Regions from separate parts of the Homo sapiens genome. Here region 1 is linked to region 2. The links are chromatin loops, found by intact Hi-C in ENCODE. Cell type or tissue: Calu3. All regions are shown on one strand. Links, peaks and the distances in the headings refer to the core of each region. The heading gives the core; the rest is flanking DNA.

Evidence for each region. Hi-C counts contacts between places; a loop is a spot of excess contacts. Peaks named below come from ENCODE experiments on the same cell type or tissue, not always from the same donor. Only the 100,000 strongest peaks of a DNase experiment are listed, where the experiment ranks them.
Region 1: a loop joins it to region 2, with 2.2 times the contacts of the local background. A loop is called at or near these places in 10 of 110 quality-filtered maps.

The regions. Positions count from the first base shown.
Region 1 is chr14:38,937,249-38,949,150 of GRCh38, forward strand. No RefSeq gene overlaps it. Among named protein-coding and RNA genes, the nearest start is that of LINC00639, 26 kb to the left of the region's middle. In Calu3, for the core only: no CTCF peak of the experiment used is centred there; a DNase peak (open chromatin) is centred at 5,843.
Region 2 is chr14:39,010,813-39,022,714 of GRCh38, forward strand. No RefSeq gene overlaps it. Among named protein-coding and RNA genes, the nearest start is that of SEC23A-AS1, 86 kb to the right of the region's middle. RefSeq lists enhancers at 6,090-6,600, 6,601-7,111. In Calu3, for the core only: a CTCF peak has its summit at 4,763; a DNase peak (open chromatin) is centred at 4,759.

The DNA.
Region 1 (11,902 bases), core at 1,324-9,323, 74 kb before region 2:
ACTGCCAAAAGCAATCTACAAATTCAACACAATCCTAAAAAAAACCACCATCATTCTTCACAGAATAAGAAAAAACAATTCTAAAATTCAAATGGAATCAAAAAAAGAGCCTGCATAGCCAAAGCAAGGCTAAGCAAAAGAACAAATCTGGAGGCATCACATTACCTGATTTCAAACTATACTATAAGGCCATAGTCACCAAAACAGCATGGTACTGGTGTAAAAATATGCACATAGTCCAATGGAATAGACTAGAGAACTCAAAGATAAGCCCAAATACTTACAGCCAACTGATCTTCAACAAAGCAAGCAATAACATAAAGTGAGGAAAGGACACCCTTTTCAACAAATTGTGCTGGGATAATTGGCTAGCCACATGTAGGAGAATAAAACTGGATCCTCATCCCTCACCTTATGCAAAAATCAACTCAAGATGGATTAAGGATTTAAACCTAAGAACTGAAACTATAAAAATTCTAGAAGATAACATTGGAAAAAACCTTCTAGACATTGGCTTAGGCAAGGATTTCATAACCAAGAACCCAAAAGCAAATGCAATAAAAACAAAGATAAATAGCTGGGACTTAATTAAATTAAAGAGCTTTTGCATGGCAAAAGGAACAGTCAGCAGAGTAAACAAACAACCAACAGAGTGGGGGAAAATCTTCACAATCTGTATATCTGATGAAGGACTAATAACCAGAATCTACAATGACCTCAAACAAATCAGTAAGAAAAAAAAATCACATCAAAAAGTGGTCTGAGGACATGAATAAACAATTCTCAAAAGAAGATATACAAATGGCCAAAAAACATATGAAAAAATGCTCAACATCATTAATGATCATGATCAGAGAAATGCAAATCAAAACCACAATGTGATACCACCTGACTCCTGCAAGAATGGCCATAATCAAAAAATAAAAAAACACTAGCTGCTGGCATGGATGTAGTGATTAGGGAACACTTCTACACTGCTGGTGGGAAAGTAAACCAGTACAACCACTATGGAAAACAGTGTGGAGATTCCTTAAAGAACTAAAAGTAGAACTACCATTTGATCCAGCAATCCCACTACTGGGTATCTACCCAGAGGAAAAGAAGTCACTAATAGAAAAAGATACTTTCACATGCATGTTTATAGCAGCACAATTTGCAATTGCAAAATCGAGGAACCAACCCAAATGCCCATCAAAAAATGAGTGGATAAAGAAACTGTATATATATGTGAATATATATATATGTGAATATACATATATATGTGAATATATATATATGTGAATATATATATATATGATGGAATACTACTCAGCCATAAAAAGGAATGAATTAATGGTATTTGCAGAAACCTGGATGAGATTGGAGACTGTTATTCCAAGTAACTCAGGAATGGAAAACCAAACATTGTATGTTCTCACTGATATGTGGGAGCTAAGCTATGAGGAAACAAAGGCATAAGAATAATACAATGGACTTTGGGGACTTGGAGGGAAGGGTGGGAGGGGGTGAGGGATAAAAGACTACAAATAGGGTGCAGTGTGTACTGCTTGGGTGGTGGGTACACCAAAATCTCACAAATCACCACTAAACAACTTACTTATGTAACAAAACACCACCTGTACCCCAATAACTTATGCAAAAATAAAAAATAAAAAAAAGTGGGCAAAGGGCATGAACAGACACTTCTCAAAAGAAGACATACAAGCAGCCAACAGACGTGAAAAATTTTCAGCATTACTAATAGTCAGAGAAATGCAACTCAAAACCACAATGGGATGCCATCTCACACCAGTCAGAATGGCTTTTGTTAAAAAGTCAAAAAATAGGCCGGGCGCGATGGCTCACACCTGTAATCCCAGCACTTTGGGAGGCCAAGGCAGGTGGATCATGAGGTCAGGAGATCGAGACCATCCTGGCTAACACAGTGAAACCCCCGTCTCCACTAAAAATACAAAAAATTAGCCGGGCGTGGTGGCGGGTGCCTGTAGTCCCAGCTACTCAGGAGGCTAAGGAAGGAGAATGGTGTGAACCTGGGAGGCAGAGCTTGCAGTAAGCCGAGACCGTCCCACTGCACTCCAGCCTGGGCGACAGAGTGAGACTCCGTCTCAAAAAAAAGAAAAAAAAAAGTCAAAAAATAACATACGTCGGTGAGCTGTGGAGAAAAGGGGACATTTATACATTGCTGGTGGGGATGTAAATTAGTTCAGCCACTGTGGAGAGCAGATTGGAGATTTCTCAGAGAACTAAGAATTGAACTATCATTCGACCCAGCAATCCCATTACTGGGTATACACCCAAAGGAAAATAAATTGTTCTACCAAAAGAATACAGACACTCTTATGTTCATTTGCAGCGCTATTCACAATAGCAAAGACATGGAATCAACCCAGGTGCCCATTAACAGTGGACTGGATAAAGAAAATTTGACATATGTACTATGGAATACTATACATCATAAAAAAGAACAAAATCATGTCCTTTGCAGCAACATGTATACAGCTGAAGGCCATTATCCTAAGTGAACTATCACAGAAACAGAAAACCAAATATCTCATATTCTCACTTGTAAGTGGAAGCTAAACACTGGGTACACAGGGATACAAAGATGGGAACAATAAACAGTGAAGATTACTAGCAGGAGGAAAGAGGGATAGGGACAAAGGCTGAAAACTGCCTATTGGGTACTATACTCACTACCTGGTGACAGGATCATTAGTACCCCAAACCTCAGGATGTCTCTGTAACAATCCTGCACATGTACCCCCAACTCTAAAATAAAAGTTGAAAAAGTAAAAAAAAAAAAAACAATTTGTCAGAAGTCACACAGCTCCTAGAATTTAGATTCTAGGCTTTTGATTCAAATCCAGGATTTGGCACTGGCCACTTAGCTCCAGAGTCCATGCTCTTAAGCCCCAGGCCACACAGCCCAAGTTGAGACTTTTAGAGAAGTCTGCTATTTCATTGCTGAACTACATAGCATAATTGATGACAGGTATACACAGGCTACAAAAAAAAAAAAAAGAGAGAGATTCCTTTGTTGTATTATAGTGACTTATGAGTGTTTTTTTGTTTTTGGGGTTTGTTTTTTTTTTTTTTGAGACGGAGTCTCGCTGTGTCACCAGGCTGGAGTGCAGTGGTGCAATCTCGGCTCACTGCAACCTCCACCTCCCGGGTTCAAGAGATTCTCCTGCCTCAGACTCCCAAGTAGCTGGGACCACAGGCACGTGCCACCACACCCAGCTAATTTTTGTATTTTTAGTAAGGTTTCACCATATTGGCCAGGATGGTCTCGATCTCTTGACCTTGTGATCCGCCCACCTCAGCCTGCCGAAGTGCTGGGATTATAAGCGTCAGCCACTGTGCCTGGCCTTATGAGTGTTTCTTAGCTCCCTCAGTAGAATACCTGGAGTCCAGACTCCTTTAAGGCTAATTGCATGCTGATTCCAATCTTATATCCCACTTAGAATAGTACTTTGTGTAATAGAGGATTTAGCAAATGTACCAAGTCCACTATGTTATACAATACCACAAAGATCCCCCAGAGAGTGATGTAATGTGCTTCAGACTTGTCATATGGCAGCTGCTATGGAACAGTAAACTTCTAATTGTGTCAATAAATAGCATGGATGAGATATGCCAAGCACCATTCCAACCAACACAAGCAGTGGTCTGGGAACAGTGCTGCAAAGATGGCAAGGTGCTGTGTCCAAAGATCTCACAGAGTCAAACATAGGTAATTGTACACATTTTGTTTTGTTTTTTGTTTTGTTTTGTTTTGTTTTGTTTTGTTTTTTGAGACAGAGTATCACTCTTATTGCCTAGGCTGGAGGGCAATGGCGCAATCTCAGCTCACCACAACCTCCACCTCCCAGGTTCAAGCAATTCTCCTGCCTCAGTCTCCCAAGTAGCTGGGGTTACAGGCATGCACCACCATGCTCAGCTAATTTTGTATTTTTAGTACAGATGGGGCTTCTCCATGTTGGTCAGGCTGGTCTTGAACTCCCGACCTCAGGTAATCTGCCCTCCTCGGCCTCCCAAAGTGCTGGGATTACAGGTGTGAGCCACCGCTCCCGGCCTGCACACATTTTTGTGCAAAAGAAATTACCTCTGCTTCTTCCCAAAAGCCTGAAATACAAAAGTAAAGGAATGAACACTAATAAACCCAAAATCATAAGAAGCTCAGTAAAGGAAATGATGTTAAATGTTAATTAATTTTGGAAGATGGTAAATAAATGGGCAAGGAATTTGGGGGAATAAGAGACAAAGTCTACCTCATAGGTAGGGTGTGGCACAGGGCTAATAGAAGACTTTTTCGGATTCTTCATCAATAGTAGTAGAGTCCCAGGTCACCTCCTCCCAACAAACACAAGATAGGCAGAAGACAAGTTTACTTCTGGAGAGGCCGAACTGGAGGTGCCCTGTGCTCCAGGCACAGCTGAGGGCAGCACTGAGGTAAAATTAAAACCGAGGAACAAAGTAAAAGTCTACATACTGAATAAACAAGAACCCCACCCCTTTCTCTCATTCGGCTCTGAGAATATAGGCTTATATTCCTCAAAAAGAAGATCAGAAAATTCCTCTCCAAAGGAAGTCATCAGCCTCTTAGAAATAATTGTGGTACTAACTTCTTAAACTATTTAAAAAGATTTTTTTGCCATTTTACACACCCACACATAAATACATACCAAAAAATTCTAAGCTCCTTAAAAACTAAATTTGTATCCTAGTCATATTTCCAGCCCATAAGACAGAGCTTTGCATGTAATAAATGCTCAGTAAATATTCATTGAACATAAATTTCAGCTGGAAAACTTCTAAGAATACAATATTTACTGCTATGCATCTAGACATGGAGTTCGATTCTTAACAGCCAAAAACTGTTCCCCCAAAACTTCCTAACTCCAACTAAAAACCGAAACCAAAGTGGCCAAGAGTATTTGTTGTGCTCAGGGTGAATATATAACACAACCTCTTCTCTCTGCTTCCTCCAGTGTGGTGTTCAGAAGCCCACTGTGTAAACTTAGATGAGATTATAGCACTGATCTTCATAATCAAAGATGGTGGTTTGATGATTGGTGCCCACACAATCTAAATAAATACATTGTATTTTCTATGGCCTATTTAGTAACATTATGATCACCTTATAAATGAAGTTTTAAGTTTGAAAACTTCTTAAAGTTGTTGAGATTTTTTTGATATGTTTTCTTTTCCTCAGAGTGAAACTCATTGCATTAGATTTTATTTATTTATTTATTTATGTATTTATTTATTTGAGACAGTCTTGCTCTGTCGCCCAGGCTGGAGTGCAGTGGTGTGATCTCTGGTCACTGTAACTCCCGCCTCCTGGATTCAAGTGATTCTCCTGCCTTAGCCTTCCAAGTAGCTGGGATTACAGGCGCCCACCACCATGCCTAGCTAATTTTTGTATTTTTAGTAGAGATGGGGTTTCACCATGTTGGCCAGGCTGATCTCAAACTCCTGACCACAAGTGAACCACCCACCTCGGCCTCCCCAAGTGCTGGGATTACAGATGTGAGCCACCATGCCTGGCCAGATATTATTTTTTGTTAAAGAGGAAGGAATGGTAATTAAGCACTTAAAAATATAGAAAGTTTTATTACAAGATAAAAGTTGGAAAATATGCACTTTACTTCTATAATTTTTTAACATTCCCTAGCCCAGGCTACACTGATTTTATGCTGTCAGTTCTGGGAAGACATCTGTGGTATTCGTCACTATCCGTTAATATTAGCTGTTGATAAGTGTCACTAAGTGATTTTGAGGTTTTAAAAAGCAATTGGTGCCTTGGGAGTTTTCAGCAAGGCTGTGCACATACCAACAGTTGGCAACAGTTCAGGAATGGGGTGGCCAAGTCGCTGACCTTTTCTTTAAGCAAACAGGTACAGAAGAAGGAGAATGGCAATAAGGGGAAAAGGCAGAAGCAAGAATCATTTTTTTTTTTTGATAGATGAGATCAGCTTCACTTAGAGAATAAACTTTTACATTATGATGCAAGGTTGGAAAACAGCAATTCTGAAACAAAGGGTGCGTTCAAGGAGGATGATTATACGTGATCCTCACAACAGCCTTGCAGGGTAAGTATTTTCACCTCCACCGTAGAGATGACAAAAACAAATATCCAGAGAGTATGTCTCTGGTGGTGGACAGACCACCAGCGACCATCCTTAACACCTTCTTCCTCCATCCCGGCAGTGGGTGTGCCGTGGCCTCATTGAGACATCCTTCCCTTTGAGCAGTCAAGCAGGAACAGCTTCTCGGAGCTCTGCCTCCTTCTCCTGGCTCTGCACTGAGGATTTCACTTCTCTAGCAACCCTTGGATAAGCACTGCTCATCACTCCATATCCCTGAGTCAAGAATGGTGCAGGAGAGTTCTTACTCTATAATGCTTCTTCTCCTTTACATAAAAGTCACTCCTCTAGAGGACATGTCACTTTGTACACCACCCCTTGCTTTCCATAATGCCATCATCTACCCACCTCCATGTCAGACCCATCAAAGAAGTCTTTGATATGAGGATCACTCTATTATTCCTTTCAACTGCTGGAAGAATGATGCAAAAAAGACAGTGGATGTGACCCAAGTTCGCTTCGCTTCTACTTTGCCATTTTGCCTGTGGCTATAGCCCAAATATCACCCTGGATACCATTGAGAACCACCTGCAACTTGGAGAGCTACCAGCTTTGGCACTGTATCCATTTGCTAATGACTGAGCTGTGCAATACTGAAGTATCTGGATTTAATTATATATCATTAATAGAAATTACAGAAATTCAAATTTCTAGTATCCAGCAATATTTGGAAAGGCTAGAAGTATTTTTTCAACATTACCAGTAACCTTAAAATAATAAAAAGATGACTAGATTCAGACCATGACCCACTGCCTGAAATGCTACCATTTCAAGACCCAGGGAGGTGATTGAGCAGGGATTATAAATAATGATCAGCTGAAAGTAGCTAGGCAGCAGCAAGAGACAGTGGGGAGACTTCAAAGGCTGCCCTTCAATGGCAGCATCACCTCCCCACACCTCCAAATAGTCTCTATTCGGGACTCTGCCCCTGTGATATAATTGACTGCTGATAACCTAAAATATTATCCTTCCCTGGCCAATGTTTATAGTTAGGTTCTACGAAAATGTCTATATCTGCTTTTCGTAAACATCCTAGTGACCATACTCCTTATAAATCTGCAATTTATAATCTTCAGTTCTTAGCACGAAAATTTAAAAATAACTCCCTTCTTGAAAAAAATTCAAATCTCATGTATACTATGGTCTTATAGTGGGGCTGGAGACTAACATTCGTGTTATCTATTCACACGCCGACATTTCTGCTTTCCTCACAATCCGTTATATATTAATATCTTCCCACACGAGTCATGTGGCTCAGTGGAAATTGACTCCATTCCAGCTCCAGGGATGGATTCTGATCAGTCTAAGTTGATCATGGTAATCCAATCCCCTTGGTTTAGGAATCCAAGCTTTAAAAAATCAACACGTGGCAGTGTTCCACAGCTGGTATCGATCCAGAGGTGAACACAAGATTTAAGTTGGTACAATCAAATTATTCCATGATTGAGCATTTTCTCCCTCTGCAACTGGATGTGAACAAAGAAGCATGTGACCAGCATGCTGTTGAGATCCATCTGGCCACCATGCAGGAAGCCAGCTGAAGACCAGCCAACATATATAGGAAGGCAGAGTCGGGGAAAAAGATCACAGAGAAGCTGAGCCAGAGCCTTGATTATACTGTGCCTGGAGACAGCCTACCTTCAGACTTCCTGCTCCTAGAGTAGTAAATGTCCTCATGAATTAAGCTAGTTTGAACCAAGTGTTCTCTCACTTCTAGCTAAAAGCCTCCTGATTGGCACTACATATATGTTACAGATATTTTTGAATAAAGATAGTTATATATTTGAAGAAAACACCTGGGCCAGGCGCAGTGGCTCATGCCTGTAATCACAGCACTTTGGGAGGCCAAGGTGGGCAGATCACCTGAGGTCGGGACTTCGAGACCAGCCCGACCAACATGGAGAAACCCCGTCTCTACTAAAAATACAAAAAAATTACCTGGGTGTGGTGACGCATGCCTGTAATCCCAGCTACTCTGGAGGCTGAGGCAGGAGAATCGCTTGAACCTGGGAGGTGGAGGTTGCGGTGAGCCCAGATCGCACCATTGCACTCCAGCCTGGGCAACAAGAGCGAAACTCCATCTCAAAAAAAAAAAAGAAGAACATCTGATGGCTACCTACCAAACTGAACATTTAACCTCTAGTGAATGGCACTGGGATTAGTGGTGTGGGAGCCAATATTGACATGGGAGGAGTTTTATGTTTCATATTGTATGTCGCTACTCTTTTATTCTCACAATAAGTATACACAACTTTTTAGTAATAATGGTTTTAAGGTAGCTGGATGAAGAGATTGACTAGTACATCTTTCAAGAATATCTCCATACCTCAATATTCTGACTTTCTTCTTTATTATTATTCTAAGAGGCTTGAAACCACCAATTATATAAGAAAAATCATAATAGACAAGGTTTATGGTGTCTACCTGGCCCAAGCATCTGTTTACTGAGAAATAGCCTACTTTACTACTTTTCTCTCCCCACACCTCTGTCTCTCTCTCCTCTTCCCCACACCCCACCACACATACACAAACACAGACAGGCCCCACAAGCTACATTTCTACTATAGACCCTGCTGTCCTGGCCACAGCCTCTTAGCCTGGTAGTAGACACCTGACCAAAATATGCTTTCTGCCCTTGACTGAAAAGTTTGTCTTTCTGCTAATAATCAGGCAGAAAGAGAATTGTTTGGATCTCAGCAGCAGGGATTAGGTTAGACATAAAGAAAAATGATGGCTATGAGATACTTAATAATCTGTTATGAGATAATAATAATTTTATAATCACAGTATGTAATTCACTTCTAAGCTTTTTGTGTATTATGTGTTTCTCTTTAGTTATTTGGGCTTTTTGTTTGTTTGTTTGTTGTTTGTTTGTTTGAGACAGGGCTCGCTCTGTCAACCAGGCTGGAGTGTGGTGGCACGATCACAGCTCACTGCAGCCTCTACCTCCCAGGCTCAAGCAATCCTCCCACACCAGCCTCCCAAGTAGCTAGGACTACAGGCACGTGCCACCACACCCAGCTAATTTTTCTGGTTTTGTAAAGACAGGGTCTCACTATATTGCCTAGGCTGGTCTCAAACTCCTAGGCTTCCCAAAGTGCTAGAATAACAGGTGTGAGCCACCATCTTCAGCCTCTTTAGTTTCTAAAAGCACATGCCACCCTAACTTTGAATGCTTCCAATAAACTCCCTTCTTGCTTAAGGAACTAGAGATGTATTTCCAATAATTTCAATCAAGAGTCTTAAACTGCGACAAGTACGGAATTGAAGTTTAAGTGTTCAGTTATTACTTACTTCCATAGGCAATATTCAGATTTTTTTAAATGTCCAGAGAGAGGCACATCCACTGGAAGACCTAAGTAGAAGTGTCTGTTTGACTTGCCCAGGATGGTTGGCTTGCAGACCGTAGCTACATATAGCTCCTCAATGCCAGAGTGATGAAGAAATGGCCATCTCAAATGATACAATATTGGGGCTAAAATAAACTAAAGATAACAGCACATATTTCATAAATTACTAAAAAGGAAAACCACATTTTACCTTAGGTATGTTCTATACCCTGCTTTATTTCAAGAAAGACTTCAAGGAGGGTTATAAAAATGCATAACAGCTGGGTGCAGTGATTCATGCCTGTAATCCCAGCACTTTGGGAGGCCAAGCAGGTAGATCACTTGAGGTCAGGAGTTCGAGACCAGCCTGGCCAACATGGCGAAACCCTATCTCTACAACAATACAAAAGTTAGCTGGGCGTGGTGGTGCACACCTGTAATCCCAGCTACTTGGGAGACTGAGACAGGAGAATTGCTTGAACCCAGGAGGCGGAGGCTGCAGTTAGCTGAGATCATGCCACTGCACTGGGTGACAGAGTGAGACCATGTTTCAAAAAAAATGCATAACATACTATGATGATTAATTTTACGTATCAACTGGACTGGACCACAGTATCCAGTTATTTGATCAAACTTATTTTAAATGTTTCTGTGAAGGTGTTTTTCATGTGAGATTAATATTTTAATCAGGAGACTTTGAGTAAAGCAGATTATTCTCCATATTATCGAGGGGCCTCATCCAGTTAGAATTTTTAATAGAAAAGACTGACTTCCCCAAAAAGGAGGGAATTCTGCCAGCAGAGTGTCTTCTCACTCAAACTGCAACACCAACACTTTCCTGGCTCTCCAGCCTGCTGGCCTACCCTGCAGATTTTGGACTTGTAAGGCTCCACAATTGTATGAGCCAATTCTTTAAAATAAATAGATGACAGATATAGATAGATAGATAGATAGATAGATAGATAGACAGATAGATAGATACAAACATCTATTAGAGTTCTCTGGAAAACTCTAATAAAAGTATCAAAGAATTTATGATAAAATCATAAAATGAGGATGGGGAAAAGATAATGCAGGGATAAAGTTTTCATCCAAGATGCATGCCATAGATCTTGCACCCTTTTTAGATATGGGCCACAATTTTGACTCTGAGTTTCCTAGCAACCAACTCAAAAAAGTAAACCTAATTATATATATAATTTAAGAGTATCCATAAAATAAAAATATAGTTGACTTGAACAATGTGGAGGTGAGGGGTGCTGGCCATGAATGTAGTCAAAAGTCCACTTAACTACTAATAGCTACTGTTGACTGGAAGCCTTACCTATAACATAAACAGTCAACTAACACATATTTTGTATGCTGCATATATTTATATACTGTATTCTTACAATAAGATAATCTAGAGAAAAGAAAATGTTAAGAAAATTATAAGTAAAAAATATACTTACATCATCTTCACACTGAGTAGGCTGAAGAGGAAGAGAAGGGGTTGTTGGTCTTGCTGTCTCAGGGGTGGCAAAGGCAGAAGCAAATTCATGTATACTAATCACCCGAGAATGCAAATCAAAACCACAATGAGATACCCATCTCATACCAGCTAGAATGGCCTTATTATTAAAAAGCCAAAAAATTACAGATCTTGGCAAGGCTGCAGAAAAAAGAGAACAATTACACATTGTTGATGGGAATGCAAATTAGTTCAGCCACTGTGGAAAGCAGTTTGGAGATTTAGCAAAGAACTTAAAACAAAACTTACTATTTGACCCAGCAATCCCATTACCAGTTATATACCCCAGAGAAAATAAATGCCACATGTTCTCACTTATAAGTGGGAACTAAACATTGGGAACACATGGACATAAAGAAAGGAACAATAGAACTGGGGGCTGGGCGCAGTGGCTTATGCCTCTAATCTCAGCACTTTGGGAGGCCGAGGTGGGTCGATCACCTGAGGTCAGGAGTTAGAGAGCAGCCTGACCAATACGATGAAACCTCATCTCTACTAAAATATAAAAACTTAGCCCAGCTTGGTAGTGCATGCCTGTAGTCCCAGCTACTTGGAAGGCTGAAGCACCAGAATCACTTGAGCCCGAGAGGTTGAGGCTGCAGTGAGCCAAGATCGCAATACTGCACTCCAGCCTGGGTGACACAGAAAGACACTGTCTCAAAAAATAAAAAATAATAATAAAAATAAAAATAGACACTGGGGACTACTAGAGGGAGGAGAGAGGGTGTGGGGCCAGAGCTGAAAAACTACCTACTGGATACTATGCCCACTGCCTGGGGGACAGGATCATTCATAGCCCAAACCTCAACATCATGCAATAAACTCATGTAACAAACCTGCATATGTAGCCTCTGATTCTAAAATAAAAGTTAAAATTAGTTTTTTTTTAAGAACCTCCAAAAAATAAAATTTAT
Region 2 (11,902 bases), core at 1,748-9,747:
AATTAGGAAGCAGATAGAAAGTACTCATAGAAGACTACTGGATTCACATCAGGAATCCAGATATGAGAACTTTTTTAGATAAAAGATTAAAACTTAAATAAATCAGGATCAAATAATGAAATACCGTTTCACACCAGTTAGCCTAGCAAAAATTATAAAACTCTAACAATAACAAAGGCTGTGCATATGTAGTTGAATAGCTAGGCTAGACCACAGCAAACTGCTTTGGTTTTGAGGATAAGCAAGCCTAGAGACTTCAAGTAGTTCAAAGTTGCTTTTATTTTAGTCTACTATGCAAACAGCAAATAGGCCGTGTGGAGGATGTCTATCTGAGATGCAGGTGGGTGGATGTGGCTCCCTGTTACTTCCCTTGCATTTCATGGTGGCACACTGGAACTTCAGTCCATCAGGTCAGAGGACCATAGAATAGAGGGGTCCCTGATTCTTTATATCCCTAAACACATTAAAACCCAGAAACAACTTTTTTCACTCAAAAAGCCAAAGTGCCCATGCCTAGTGTTCAAACTCCATGACTTGACATCCTTGACATGGCAGCTCTGGGGCAATGCCCGTTGTCTGCACTGCAGGATCCTGGAGTCTTCCATTTGTGTCCACTTGAGATTTTTAATGCAATGGCTTGGCCATAATATTTCACAAGATAACCCACTACCCATCCATTTTTTAATTCATTTATTCAACGAATATTTGGCAGCCTTTTATGTGCCAAGCCACGTAATAAGTTCTGGGAATGCAAAAACTTTGGACAAAAATAACTGCCCTCAGTATGGGCAGCACATTCTAACAGGAAAGACCAATACTGTAAAAAAAACAAACAAACAAACAAACAAAACAAACAAAGAAACCGTGTAATATTGACTGTGTACAGATAGCCATAAGAGCAAGTCATGGGAATTCAGAGAAGCTTTCACTGGGAAGGTACCTTTAAGAATGAGCTTTCTAGCCAAAGAGAGGTGACTCCAAGCAGAGCAGCCTTCTCCTCCAGATCCTATCACTTCCACTGGCCTCCTCGGAACATCATCCCTCTTGTCTAAATCCTATCACTTCCACAGGCCTCCTCAGAACATCATCTCTCGTGTCTAAATGACAGGTATTTCCCAGACACCTCCTTGTTGATTGCATTCAGCCTGACACTCTTCAGGCTTCTCCATTCTGTACATTTCCCTGCTTTATTCTGCCATGTGATCCTCATTGCCTTCAAGAGAAAATCTAAACTTCTTAACCTTATTGATATGGTTTGGATGTTGTCCCGTCTAAATCTCATGTTGAATTGTAATCCCCAATGTTGGAGGTGGGGCCTAAAGGGAGGTGATTCGGTCACAAGAGGGGATCCCTCATGGCTTGGTGCTATCTTTGTGACAGTCGTGAGTTCTCATGAGATCTGGTTATTTAAAAGTGTGTGGCACTTCCTCCTCCTCTCTTGCTCGGGTTTTCACCATGTGAGGCACTTGCTCCCTCTTTGCCTTCCACCGTGAGTACAAGCTCTCTGAGGCCCTGAGCAGAAGCCAAGCAGATGTCAGTGCCATATTTCCTGCACAGCCTGAAGAACTGTAAGCCAATCAAACCTCTTTTCTTTATAAATTACCCAGCCCCAGGTATTTATTTATAGCAACACAGGAACAGCCTAACACATCTGACTTACATGGATCTTCAAGATCTGGCCTATGTTTATCTCACCAGTATCATTTACTGAATTTTCCCAGTGTATTTAATTGGGAGAGACAGAAATTACTCAACTAAGATCACTTTCTAGACTCTTGCAAGTGAATTGCTTGCTAGATTTTCTTGCAGCTACCAACATTCTCTTTGCAACACGTGCCTGATATAGGACCAGAGCCTGGGAAAGTGCTATACACGTTCAGTGATGGTGATGATGCAGTTGGGAATGAGGTGCTGGAAGTAGACTATAGGTCCATTAAAAATAAGTGAATCAGGGCCAAGCGCGGTGGCTCACGCCTGTAATCCCAGCACTTTGGGAGGCCGAGGCGGGTGGATCACTTGAGGCCAGGAGTCTGAGACCAGCCTGGCCAGCATGAGGAAACCCCATCTCTACCAAAAATACAAAAAAAAAAATATTAGCCTGGCGTGGCGGTGCATGCCTGTAATCCCAGCTACCCGAGAGGCTGAGGTATGAGAATCACTTGAACCCGGGAGGCAGGGGTTGCAGTGAGCTGAGATCGTGCCACTGCACTCCAGCCTGGGTGACAGAGCAAGACTCTGTCTCAAAAAAAAAAAAGACAAAAGAAAAAAAAAGAAATCAGGAGCTTTGGAAGAGAGAGAGAGGAAAGTAGGAGACGGTTAATAGTAAAAGAGGGAGATTTGGGACATGTCTGAGGCCTTGTGCCTCAACCTAATATCAAAATGCCTGGTGGAGGAGATAAATAGTAGAGATTCCAGGTAAGTGTGAAAATCTCCAGTGAAAAGGAGCTTGTATTTTTCTTCCTGACTGGAGTTCTATTCCACCAACAGACAGCTATATAAGTAGATAGTAGCAGGGAGATGGCCCAAGAGAACACCTGCTCACCCTCACTCACATGTACCAGAGTATGGCTGGGGAGCTGGGAAGAGCTTCAAGAGGTTTCAAAACCCTTAGTGAAGGGTCCAGAAGGTGTCTGAAAATTACAAGACAAAACACTGAGCTTAACCCAATTGAGTGGCTGTGTACAGCACACAGCCAGCGGCCAGAGGGTAGACCAGATGAGTTTTGGAAGACCACCGGGCCACTGTGAGCAGATGTGGAACCTAGCCAGCAGGGGGTCATGGCTGGCCTCTCCTGGAGCACCCCCAAGAGAAACAGCCCACAAGATACAGAAGTAACAGATAGTGAGGAAAAGGCTGATGGCCAAAAGCCAAATGGAATTGCCTTCCAGCCAAAAGCCAGTGATGACCAAACGCCTCTTCCTTGATCTTAGGACCACATGAAAGCTCCACAAGGGTTTGATCACTCTCAGGAAAGGGGCAGAAGAGGGGCACAGATTCTAGAGAAAACCACTTGGGTTTACATCTCAAGTCTGCCAGTAAGCGCTGTGTGACCTTGAGCAAGTTTTTTAAACAATCTGTGCCTTAGTTTCCTCATTGACAAAATGGCAATAATAACGGCACCTATCTTATGGGTTATCCTTCGCACATAGAACCATGCTTGGTGCAGGATGAGCACTCAATTCATGTTGCCAGGTAGTAATAAAAACATTATTAGACATTATCAGTAAAGACATATTAGTAATAAAGATGTTATTAATGCACGTGATGATATATTTGTATACAATCTGTACAGTGCAATCTGTGGGTATCACTACTTACCAGTTGTGCAACCTGTCACAGGTCTTTGAGCCTTAGTTTCCTGGTATGTAAAATGTAGATAATAATGTGGATGTAGGGTACCAGGGTCAGGCATGGTGGCTCACACCTGTAATCCCAGTGCTTTAGGAGGCCAAAGCAGGAGGATCACTTGAGCCCAGGAGTCAAGACCAGCCTGGGCAACAAAGTGAGACCTTGTCTCTGCAAAAATAATAATAATAATGTGGAGTACCTGATAGACAATGAAGAGTTGGAGAGTAATGCCTCTCATTTGAATGACAGCCAGCACTTACAGGGCATATATTAAGCGCCAAGCAGTGTTCTAAATATATTATAGGTACTCAATTGTTTAATCTTCATACAACTCTATGAAGTAGGTGCCTATGATTTTCCCCATCTTGCAGCTGAAGAAAGAGGCCCAGAGAAGTTAAGAAATGTGTCCAGTGTAATTCGACTGGGAAATGGCAAAGCTGGGCTTTGAATCTGTACAGTGTTCCAGAGTCTGTGCTCCTATACATTTCACCCTGCCATTCCTCTGCTGTTTGCATTTGTGCTTAAAGTCAACATCAGTGGAGTCTTGTCCCCTAAAAGATATGGAACATATCTGTTTTTCCTTCTTCACTAGATGAAAATATATTTGATTATATTTTAAAAAGAAAATGTCTGAATCTAAACTCTGCTGCATTACCTCTACTGGAAATAGCAAATACTCAGACATAGATACTTAGAAATATCTGAGACACCACTATTTCTAACGTTTACCAAGCTGTTTATCCCCACAGAAGAAGCCCCCCACTCAGATAAGTAATTCACTCAAGCATGGAAACTGAGTAGGAGAGAATTTTTAACATTTTAGAATCTTCCACTAGATATCACTTTCTGACATAAATTCCCCTGACTATGGGTCTAGTGCTTTTGCTGGATCAAAAGTATTACTGCACTTTTAAATCTATACTTAGGTTGTGACCAAAATGAAAATGTGGCCAAAATATTAAATATTCTGCAAGAAATAGGTTAAAAATGTGGTCACATGTGAAGATGCTAGGATGAGGTGACCTCAAAATCCCACCCAACCTTTCTTGTTGTGCTATAGAATCCATAATTGCTGCTTTTAAAACAGTTGACTTACAGAGCATATAAAGAATTTCATTTATTTATAATTTTTTATGGGAACTCAGACTTTGAAAGTCTTTCATGCATGGTGTGCAGCTGAAGTCATTTTTCAATTTTGTACCCTTTCGGCAAACTATGTTTTACTTTTGGGGTCCAATTATTTCAGACATGAGCAAGGATTACCTTTTAAAATCAAGGACTAAAGCTTGGGTGTTGATAGAAAAAAATCACATAAAGAATTATTAATAGAAAAGTTCAGAATTTAAAGTGGAGAAAGATACTAAAAGCCTTGAGTTTCCTATTACAGAAGGAGCTACTGCCTCCCTGCGGTGATGAAGTGTCAGTGCCTTCAAACTACATTTGTCTCTTGATTGAAGTTTAGTTATCCTTAGCACTTTCAGATATGAAAAGCTTTCCTCTTTCTTTTTAGTTTATCCCTCTCGAATTTCTTTCTTTCGTCATTCTCTTATTTGCTCAAAGAAGCTTTAATAATATTAAAAAACAGAGTGAATTTAAAATGTTCACTCAGTTCAAAAGCTATTTCAGCAACCCTACAAATAAGTACAAAGTGAAAATAATAGAGAGAAATGTAATATCTCCCAATAGAACAAAAAAGCGCAGAATAATTTGTGACTCCCAACACAAATTTTCACAACCCTTCTAAAATTTAATAGTAAAGAACACTTGGCTAGAAATAAAATTGTAATATTAATTTTTTTAAATCACAAGATTCAGAAATAAGGGAGAATACACGCTAATGTATATAAGTCATCTAACACATGGAAAAATATTTCATTGATTATTTTAAATGAAATTACAATTTTCTTTCCAGGGAGTGTTTTGGGAAGATAATTGATTAAATCCTGTATGCTTCTCTCCCCGCAGATATCTGAGTGGTAGGTTAGTTCTAACTTTCTACAATCATGAGCAAGTGCTATTTTTAGTACAAGGTACTGCTCCATAAGTCATATTTATCCCTAGTCTATCAGCAGGTATGTAACCTACATACTACTGCATATAACATTATTGAATGATAATATCCCTGAGCTATTTTTTTAGCCACAACTGCCAAAAAATACCTACTGATGTTATGCAAGATGTTATAAAGTTGTGCAAAGGAGTGTCCATGTTTGGCTCAGACTCCAGGCAAGTAGGGCATTTCTTCACTAGAACACCCTTCCTGTGGCTACAGCCCACAAAAAAATCCCCACACTGCAGAGTGGACACAGCAGGCAGAAAGAACACGAACACACAACACTGCAGAAAGCTGTAGCAGCATCTCATTATTTTTATTAACAAGAATAGTAGACAGATGGCCTCATCCAGCATTTTGGAGAAAAGCATGGCCTTTCATTAGAATCCGTTGATAAGGATTCAGCTCTTAAGGTCTCTCTCTCTCTGTCTCTCTCTGTCTCTCACTCTCTCTCTCTCTCTCTCTTTCTTCACGGGCTGTCACTCTGCTGCCTAGGCTGGAGTGCAGTGGCATGATCATAGCTCCGTTCGGTTTTAAACACATGGGTTAAATCGATCTCCCACCTCAGCCTCCCAAGTAGCTGAGACAACAGGCATGCACCACCATTCCTGGCTCAGCTCCTAAGGTTTAGTAAATCCTGTGAGTAAAAATAAACGTCTAGGTAAGAAGTGTATATCCCAGAGCCAACACAGTGGGGCAAGCATTGAGTGGGTGGGGCCTAGGAGAAACTCTTCATGTGCTGGGAGAAGAACACATCAGAGAACAGAACCATTCCCAAGACATACTGATGAGCAAGTATCCCTGAGAGAAGAACCAGAGAATGACAATGGAATTCTCCATGTGTGTATCATTTATACTTTTCTTGTGGATAAATGTATAACAAGTGGCTTGGACTAAGATGCCAAGATAACAGATAGCAAATTCCAAGTGAGCTATAAGATGGATTACCGGTTATACAGGGGTAGAGCCAAGATGGCTGAATAGGAACAGCTCTGGTCTACAGCTCCCAGCGTGAGCGACGCAGAAGACAGAAGATGGGTGATTTCTGCATTTCCATCTGAGGTACCAGGTTCATCTCACTAGGGGGTGCCAGACAGTGGGCGCAGGACAGTGGGTGCAGCGCACCTTGCGCGAGCCGAAGCAAGGCGAGGCATCGCCTCGCTCGGGAAGTGCAAGGGGTCAGGGAGTTCCCTTTCCTAGTCAAAGAAAGGGGTGACAGACCGCACCTGGAAAATCGGGTCACTCCCACGCTAATACTGCGCTTTTCCAACGGGCTTAAAAAACGACACACAAGGAGATTATACCCCGCACCTGGCTCGGAGGATCCTAGGCCCACGGAGTCGCGCTGATTGCTAGTACAGCAGTCTGAGATCAAACTGCAAGGCGGCAGTGAGGCTGGGGGAGGGGCACCTGCCATTGCCCAGGCTTGATTAGGTAAACAAAGCAGCCGGGAAGCTCCAACTGGGTGGAGCCCACCACAGCTCAAGGAGGCCTGCCTGCCTCTGTAGGCTCCACCTCTGGGGGCAGGGCACAGACAAACAAAAAGACAGCAGTAACCTCTGCAGACTTAAATGTCCCTGTCTGACAGCTTTGAAGAGAGTAGTGGTTTTCTCCCAGCACGTGGCTGGAGATCTGAGAACGGGCAGACTGCCTCCTCAAGTGGGTCCTTGACCCCCAAGCAGCCTAACTGGGAGGCACCCCCCGGTAGGGGCAGACTGACACCTCACACGGCCCGGTACTCCTCTGAGACAAAACTTCCAGAGGAACGATCAGGCAGCAGCATTTGCGGTTCACCAAGATCCACTGTTCTACAGCCATCACTGCTGATACGCAGGCAAACAGGGTCTGGAGTGGACCTCTAGCAAACTCCAACAGACCTGCAGCTGAGGGTCCTGTCTGTTAGAAGGAAAACTAACAAACAGAAGGGACATCCATACCAAAAACCCTTCTGTACGTCACCATCATCAAAGACCAAAAGTAGATAAAACCACAAAGATGGGGAAAAAACAGAGCAGAAAAACTGGAAACTCTAAAAAGCAGAATGCCTCTCCTCCTCCAAAGGAACGCAGCTCCTCACCAGCAACGGAACAAAGCTGGATGGAGAATGACTTTGACGAGCTGAGAGAAGAAGGCTTCAGATGATCAACCTACTCCAAGCTACAGGAGGAAATTCAAACCAATGGCAAAGAAGTTAAAAACTGTGAAAAAAAATTAGACTAATGGATAACTAGAATAACCAATGCAGAGAAGTCCATAAAGGAGCTGATGGAGCTGAAAGCCAAGGGTCGAGAACTACATGAAGAATGCCGAAGCCTCAGGAGCCGATGCGATCAACTGGAAGAAAGGGTATCAGTGACGGAAGATGAAATGAATGAAAAGAAGCGAGAAGAGAAGTTTAGAGAAAAAAGAATAAAAAGAAACGAACAAAGCCTCCAAGAAATATGGGACTATGTGAAAAGACCAAATCTACGTCTCATTGGTGTACCTGAAAGTGACGGGGAGAATGGAACCAAGTTGGAAAACACTCTACAGGATATTATCCAGGAGAACTTCCCCAATCTAGAAAGGCAGGCCAACATTCAGATTCAGGAAACACAGAGAACGCCACAAAGATACTCCTTGAGAAGAGCAACTCCAAGACACATAATTGTCAGATTCACCAAAGTTGAAATGAAGGAAAAAATGTTAAGGGCAGCCAGAGAGAAAGGTCGGGTTACCCACAAAGGGAAGCCCATCAGACTAACAGCGGATCTTTCGGCAGAAACTCTACAAGCCAGAAGAGAGTGGGGGCCAATATTCAACATTCTTAAAGAAAAGAATTTTCTACCCAGAATTTCGTATCCAGCCAAACTAAGCTTCATAAGTGAAAGAGAAATAAAATATTTTAAAGACAAGCAAATGCTGAGAGATTTTGTCACCACCAGGCCTGCCCTAAAAGAGCTCCTGAAGGAAGCAGTAAACATGGAAAGGAACAACCGGTACCAGCCGCTGCAAAAACATGCCAAAATGTAAAGACCGTCAAGGCTAGGAAGAAACTGCATCAACTGACAAGCAAAATAACCAGCTAATATCATAATGACAGGAACAAATACACATAAAAATATTAACTTTAAATGTAAATGGGCTAAATGCTCCAATTAAAAGACACAGACTGGCAAATTGGATAAAGAGTCAAGACCCATCAGTGTGCTGTATTCAGGGAACCCATCTCACGTGCAGAGACATACATAGGCTCAAAATAAAGGGATGGAGGAAGATCTACCAAGCAAATGGAAAACAAAAAAAGGCAGGGGTTGCAATCCTAGTCTCTGATAAAACAGACTTCAAACCAACAAAGATCAAAAGAGACAAAGACGGCCATTACATAATGGTAAAGGGATCAATTCAACAAGAGCTAACTATCCTAAATATATATGCACCCAATACAGGAGCACCCAAATTCATAAAGCAAGTCCTTAGTGACCTACAGAAAGACTTAGACTCCCACACAATAATAATGGGAGACTTTAACACCCCACTGTCAACATTACACAGATCAACAAGACAGAAAGTTAACAAGGATACCCAGGAATTGAACTCAGCTCTGCACCAAGCAGACCTAATAGACATCTACAGAACTCTCCACCCCAAATCAACAGAATATACATTTTTTTCAGCACCACACCACACCTATTCCAAAATTGACCACATACTTGGAAGTAAAGCTCTCCTCAGCAAATGTAAAACAAAAGAAATTATAACAAACTGTCTCTCAGACCACAGTGCAATCAAACTAGAACTCAGGATTAAGAAACTCACTCAAAACCGCTCAACTACATGGAAACTGAAAAATCTGCTCCTGAATGACTACTGGGTACATAACGAAATGAAGGCAGAAATAAAGATGTTCTTTGAAACCAATGAGAACAAAGACAAAACATACCAGAATCTCTGGGACACATTCAAAGCAGTGTGTAGAGGGAAATTTATAGCACTAAATGCCCACAAGAGAAAGCAGGAAAGATCCAAAATTGACACCCTAACATCACAATTAAAAGAACTAGAAAAGCAAGAGCAAACACATTCAAAAGCTAGCAGAAGACAAGAAATAACTAAAATCAGAGCAGAACTGAAGGAAATAGAGACACAAAAAGCCCTTCAAAAAATTAATGAGTCCAGGAGCTGGTTTTTTGAAAAGATCAACAAAATCGATAGACCACTACCAAGACTAATAAAGAAGAAAAGAGAGAAGAATCAAATAGACGCAATAAAAAATGATAAAGGGGATATCACCACCGATCCCACAGAAATACAAACTACCATCAGAGAATACTACAAACACCTCTACACAAATAAACTAGAAAATCTAGAAGAAATGGATAAATTCCTCGACACATACACCCTCCCAAGACTAAACCAGGAAGAAGTTGAATCTCTGAATAGACCAATGACAAGCTCTGAAATTGTGGCAATAATCAATAGCTTACCAACCAAAAAAAGTCCAGGACCAGATGGATTCACAGCCGAACTCTACCAGAGGTACAAGGAGGAGGTGGTACCATTCCTTCTGAAACTATTCCAATCAATAGAAAAAGAGGGAATCCTCCCTAACTCATTTTATGAGGCCAGCATCATCCTGATACCAAAGCCTGGCAGAGACACAACCAAAAAATAGAATTTTAGACCAATATCCTTGATGAACATTGATGCAAAAATCCTCAATAAAATACTGGCAAACCGAATCCAGCAGCACATCAAAAAGCTTATGCACCATGATCAAGTGGGCTTCATCCCTGGGATGCAAGGCTGGTTCAACATACGCAAATCAATAAATGTAATCCAGCATATAAACAGAACCAAAGACAAAAACCACATGATTATCTCAATACATGCAGAAAAGGCCTTTGACAAAATTCAACAGCCCTTCATGCTAAAAACTCTCAATAAATTAGGTATTGATGGGACATATCTCAAAATAATAAGAGCTATCTATGACAAACCCACACCCAATATCATACTGAATGGGCAAAAACTGGAAGCATTCCCTTTGAAAACTGGCACAAGACAGGGATGCCCTCTCTCACTACTCCTATTCAACATAGTGTTGGAAGTTCTGGCCAGGGCAATTAGGCAGGAGAAGGAAATAAAGGGTATTCAATTAGGAAAAGAGGAAGTCAAATTGTCCCTGTTTGCAGATGACATGATTGTATATCTAGAAAACCCCATTGTCTCAGCCCAAAATCTCCTTAAGCTGATAAGCAGCTTCAGCAAAGTCTCAGGATACAAAATCAATGTACAAAAATCACAAGCTTTCTTATACACCAATAACAGACAAACAGAGAGCCAAATCATGAGTGAACTCCCATTCACTTTTGCTTCAAAGAGAATAGAATACCTAGGAATCCAACTTACAAGGGATGTGAAGGACCTCTTCAAGGAGAACTACAAACCACTGCTCAATGTAATAAAAGAGGATACAAACAAATGGAAGAACATTCCATGCTCATGGGTAGGAAGAATCAATATCGTGAAAATGGCCATACTGCCCAAGGTAATTTATAGATTCAATGCCATCCCCATCAAGCTACCAATGACTTTCTTCACAGAATTGGAAAAAACTACTTTAAAGTTCATATGGAACCAAAAAAGAGCCCGCATTGCCAAGTCAATCCTAAGCCAAAAGAACAAAGCCAGAGGCATCACGCTACCTAACTTCAAACTATACTACACGGCTACAGTAACCAAAACAGCATGGTACTGGTACCAAAACAGAGATATAGATCAATGGAACAGAACAGAGCCCTCAGAAATAATGCCGCATATCTACAGCCATCTGATCTTTGACAAACCTGACAAAAACAAGAACTGGGGAAAGGATTCCCTATTTAATAAATGGTGCTGGGAAACCTGGCTAGCCATATGTAGAAAGCTGAAAGCTGAAACTGGATCCCTTCCTTACACCTTATACAAAAATTAATTCAAGATGGATTAAAGACTTAAATGTTAGACCTAAAACCATAAAAACCCTAGAAGAAAACCTAGGCATTACCATTCAGTACATAGGCATGGGCAAGGACTTCATGTCTAAAACACCAAAAGCAATGGCAACAAAAGCCAAAATTGACAAATGGGATCTAATTAAACTAAAGAGCTTCTGCACAGAAAAAGAAACTACCATCAGAGTGAACAGGCAACCTACAAAATGGGAGAAAATTTTCGCAACCTACTCATCTGACAAAGGGCTAATATCCAGAATCTACAATGAACTCAAACAAATTTACAAGAAAAAACAACCCCATCAAAAAGTGGGCAAAGGATATGAACAGACACTTCTCAAAAGAAGACATTTATGCAGCCAAAAAACACATGAAAACATGCTCATCATCACTGGCCATCAGAGAAATGCAAATCAAAACCATAATGAGATACCATCTCACACCAGTTAGAATGGCAATCATTAAAAAGTCAGGAAACAACAGGTGCTGGAGAGGATGTGGAGAAATAGCAACACTTTTACACTGT